Regions from separate parts of the Homo sapiens genome. Here region 2 is linked to region 1. The links are chromatin loops, found by intact Hi-C in ENCODE. Cell type or tissue: endothelial cell of umbilical vein. All regions are shown on one strand.

The links. Peaks named below come from ENCODE experiments on the same cell type or tissue, not always from the same donor. Only the 100,000 strongest peaks of a DNase experiment are listed, where the experiment ranks them.
Region 2: a loop joins it to region 1, with 9 times the contacts of the local background. A loop is called at or near these places in 71 of 110 quality-filtered maps.

Annotation. Positions count from the first base shown.
Region 1 is chr4:24,979,143-24,981,642 of GRCh38, reverse strand. LOC102723675 (a long non-coding RNA gene) reads right to left here and starts at 1,825. Exons shown (of 6, transcript XR_007058082.1): 1 at 1,073-1,825. It also overlaps a transcript of CCDC149 not described here. In endothelial cell of umbilical vein, a CTCF peak has its summit at 1,368 (motif pointing left); DNase peaks (open chromatin) are centred at 1,372 and 1,912; H3K27ac peaks cover 1,390 bases.
Region 2 is chr4:25,143,662-25,146,161 of GRCh38, reverse strand. SEPSECS (Sep (O-phosphoserine) tRNA:Sec (selenocysteine) tRNA synthase) reads left to right here. Exons shown (of 11, transcript NM_016955.4): 7 at 1,029-1,158; 8 at 1,297-1,388. Among named protein-coding and RNA genes, the nearest start is that of SEPSECS, 16 kb to the left of the region's middle. In endothelial cell of umbilical vein, a CTCF peak has its summit at 1,090 (motif pointing right); a DNase peak (open chromatin) is centred at 1,131.

The sequences.
Region 1 (2,500 bases):
ATAAAACCATCAGATCTTGTGAGACCTGTCCGCTATCATGAGAACAGCACACGAAAGACCTGCTCCCCTGATTCAATTATCTCCCACCAGGTCCCTCGCACAACACGTGGGAATCATAGGAGCTACAGTTCAAGATGAGATTTGAGTGGGGACACAGCCAAACCATATCAGAGAGTAACTATAATTAGTTCTGTTGTACAGATAAGAAAACTAAGGCCAGAGAAGTTAAGCTGCTTGCTTAAGTTCACACAGCAACTGAGGAAGAGCTACAATTTCAACCTTCTTTGCTAGAGATTAGAGTTTACTATCCATAAATCTGGAAGCCCTAGCAATACCAATGTTATAGGTATCATGACTGAAGCCAGCCCATCTTCCACTGCCAAAGACCTGCCAAGCTCTTCCTTGGGGGACACACCAGAAGAACAATTCTCCCTGTGCTTGGGCCCGAGGCTCACCATACGGTTTCACTCCTGTCCTAGAAATGAGCTTGGAGCCGGTGACAAAGAGAAACATCCCAGTGCAATTTCAGTCTCAACAATGACAACTGATGATGCACAATAGTGGGATCTGGCCTGTAATCAGTTTCAAGCTATACTTAGCCATTTAAGCGTCCATTCTGCTCACTCCAGAGAGTGTGCGGGAGAGTCACACACCCCTCAGCTTCAGCTTCTGGCTCATCACCGCAGAGCACCATGCGGAAAAAGGACCCCTTTGTGATAGCACCGTAAATTACAGCCCAGGCAATCTGGAGTCTCAGCTAGAGTGGATTCTTCTGTCTCCTAAAAGAAAAATCTGTTTTAGGCTTAATTACAGTCTGTCATTACCTGCAATCTTATAATGACCCAAAGTCCCTGGAAAATGATAATAATAATTAAAAAAAAAGAGAGAGAGAGAGAGAGAATCGATTCAAATATGAATGGAAAAAGCCAGACAAATGCAGGGCAGGGAAGTGCTGGTAGCATTCTTCAGAAACAACTGTGCCATGAGGATCAGAGCTTTACAATGGTAAATACTTATTCTGGCTCCGTTGTCAATTTACCAGGCCCAAGGGCTCAGTGTTAACTTTACTCACTTTCTGAATCTTTAATCTCGTTGCTGTAGAATTCACCTTATAAAATGCAGGAGCAGCTCCCAAGATAAATTGATGCTGAAAATCAGACGACTGAGATTTAATAGGACAATGCTTCTCAGATCCCGCGAGGACGCATTGAACATACGAAAAGTGTTCAGTGATTGCTCTTAGTATGTTAGTAAGGAGATGCTGAGGTTTATCAGAAGACGCCTTTTAAATCAAGTTTTCTTTGTCAGTTTTCACGGACAGGACTTTCAGGTGCAGCCGACCATTGGGAGCTCCCTCTTGTGGCCATATCAGGAATGGAAATGTATCTCTTCCCACCACCCGACTTAAACCTCCAAAAGCAAAACTGAGGCCAACTGACTCAAGCTGGTGAATCCGCGATTGCGTACTAGAGAAGGGGGCCTTAGGGAAGTCTCAAAATGCTACGCTTAAATTTTCCTGGAGTCCAGATGTCCTTCTGAATCCACTAAACCTTGTGAAGCGATGTGAACGTCAGGTAAAAATCCTTTCTTTTCCTGTTTAACTGCCTCGTTATTTATGGACACAATTACTTTATATTATATACAGATTATATAAAATAACTCGTTGATTATTTTTAATTTATTGCTTGTGAGAATTCCCTGTGCATCAAAGAAGCCTTTTAAGCCGATTTTGCTTCCACAACAAGATTCTCGGGTGGATTCAGTTTACCGGAATTAACATCGACGCATTGACGTGACATTCAGTTGGGAACATGGAGCTGACTGTGTTTAGAGAGAGCTGAGCAAGTTCCCTAGGCAGGTTCCTTTTACTGTAATGGTCCCTGGGTCACAATGAGAACTTGGCCACCATCCCATGCAACTCCTCCTTTTCTTTCCGTTGCACTCTGGTTTCAGGAAGGAAATGATGACATGACTTACCCATCAGCCCTGTTTCCTGATTTTGAAACCACAGGGAATCTGCTCAATTGTAGGAACCAGGTTAGGAAAAGACTGAGTTAGAAATCATTACATTGTGAATAACAGAAAACTCAAACCAGTTTAAATAGCATATGGAATATATAGGGGCAGGTAATGACAAGTCTAGAGGTAGGCTTCAAGTAAGGCTTGATCCAGTAGATCAGGACTATTGCCAAGGACCCCACTTCTCTCCATGTCTTCTCTCTTTCTTCTAAGGTATAGCAGACCCTGTCTGTGCTCTGACCATTTCCCTGCAGCCTATCCTGAAGATCACTTGCAGACATTTCCTGTATACTTCAAAGATTGCCTGCATCTTTCTGTCTGAGGGCATTCCCTGTTCCTGGTGGTGTACACCCAAGCTGGAAATACCAGAAAGTTAACACCCCAAGATTGACCCTCAATACTAAGGAATAAAAGTTAGTTAATAAATATCCCAGGTTCCTTACACAGGGACAGTAAGGAGATATGCTGCACAGTATTTCTC
Region 2 (2,500 bases), 160 kb before region 1:
TGTGGCTACAGATAAAGAAAAAGACTATGTTAGTTGTAATTTAGACAGTATCTCTATTTTTAAGAGGAGAAAATTGAAGCACATTAGACAGAAAGTTGGATGAGGACCGAACTTAGTTTTACATTTCTAGTAGGTAAGTATTCAATTTTTCACCGGAATATTAGATTTTCACTGGAAGTTCATTTGCAGTGGAATGAAATCTAAGTTTATAATATTAGGGAGCATGAGTTATGTAGAAACATTGCTTCTAGAATTGCCAAGAGTATACAAATAAAACTTCCATTAAGTGATGTTAAAAGTAAAACTTTGCATTTGTTTTTTATCTGAGTGCTTAAAATGGTCATACAGGTAGTAGATTGTCCAAGCATTAAAGAGAGGCACATGTATAATTAACTGTTTGGCAACTCGGATGGCTATAGTCCATTAGGTTATGGTGGCCACCCTCGAACTCACAGAGGATGTTTAAAACCACTTAATAGTTATAGGACCCATTGTAGACATTTGTTGTCAAAAAAAGGAGCACAGATGAGAGGCATGGGATGAATCCATTCTTTCTTATCAAATTTTAAGGTGTAAAGCTTTGTTTCATTAAAGTTCCCACCTGAGCTGATACTGAAACCGTGCTTGCCTCACAGAGTTGTTATGAAGATTAAATGATTTATGTGTGAAAGCAGGTTGTAAACTTAAAGTTGCACATATAAGGAGCACCATTAAAAATTTTGGTTTAATACTTAAAAACATTTTCTTGGCACTATTACAAAGAAAATAAAAATAAAATTTTTCAATTGTTTTTTCCATGCATTGTTTTAATGGTGTTTATTTTTATTCTAAGGTAGAGTTGACAAAAATTGTATATATTTACAGTGTACAATTTGATGTTTTGATGCATGTATATATTGTAAAATGGTTAAATCAGGCTAATATATTAATTAACTCAAATAGTTATAATTTTTTGTTGTGGTATTTGTTTGTTAATAGCAGTTGTCTGTTTTCCTAGCAACTAATATGTAATATCATATTGATTCCAGGGGGCTCGAGTTGGTAGAATAGATGCTTTTGTTCAGAGCTTGGACAAAAATTTTATGGTTCCAGTAGGTGGTGCTATAATTGCTGGCTTTAATGATTCATTCATTCAGGAAATCAGCAAGATGTATCCAGGTAAATAAATAAGTTGCTTTTCAGAAAAAGTAGCTAACAAACAAAAATCCATTTGTACATAGGCTATTGTAGTAAATCTTAATTTCCAAAGCTACCCCCCCACCACAGTCTTAATGTAACTTATCCTTCTTATTTCAGGAAGAGCTTCAGCTTCACCTTCTTTAGATGTCCTTATTACTTTATTGTCACTTGGATCAAATGGCTATAAGAAGCTACTAAAAGAAAGAAAGGTAAGCTTTCCCTTTAGGTGTCGAATAACATTCTTGACTAGAACTGTGCTCCAAATCATTGGTGTTTTCTGCCTGTTGGTTTCTTGCACTGGGAGGGAGACATCTAGTATGGTCCGATAGTATTTATTCAGATCTGGAACCACCATAGGTGGTTTCCTATTACTTTTTGTCAGCCTGTCTATCCAGATATTACGAGGAATCTGGGTTAGGTGATTTTGCTTTTATTTATTTACTTTTTAGAAACTCCTGCATTAGGGACTCTTATTCAATAAAATTCAATTCATTTATCACTTAAAGGTACTTAAAGGTAGAAGCTCTTAAAAGACAAATGGATAAGTCATCTTTTTAGTTTTTGGAAACTTGAAAATTGTTTAGGAGTGAGATGTCAGTCACAAGAGGAAGAATCAGGTCAGAAGTTAGCTCTATCTTTTTTTTTTTTTTTTTTTTGAGCGGAGTCTTGGGTTGGAGTGCAATGGCACGATCTTGGCTCACTGCAACCTCCGCCTCCCAGGTTCAAACCATTCTTCTGCCTCAGCCTCCCGAGTAGCTGGGATTACAAGCGCCCGCCACCACACCCGACTAATTTTTTGTATTTTTAGTAGAGACGGGGTTTCACTATGTTGGCTAGGCTGATCTCCAACTCCTGACCTCGTGATCCACCCGCCTCAGCCTCCCAAAGTGCTGGGATTACAGACGTTACCCACCACGCCTGGCCTATTTCTTGTCATTATTGAACGCTGAACTCATTGGTTATATTGGTTATGAAAAGAAGTTACATTTATATTTGAAAACATGACTTTATCTCCAACACAACTAGCTTAATTCAGGACACCTCCAAAAGACAGAGCTTGTATAGCTAGGGCAGGCAGTGTTTTATTCATCTTCTATCTGGGAGAGAGTGAGTCCTCTGGTGCAGTTTTTAAATCTGATAACTTTCTAGCACTTAACAACAATTGTAGTCCCTTATATTTATAATAGTACTTTATATATTCTAAAGCATTTTCATATGTATTATCTCATAGATGATCTCATAGCCTTAGGATGAATACATAACAAGTTTAAAAATCTTGTGCTCTGTTTTACCCCAGTCTTCCTTCCCCTACTAATTCATT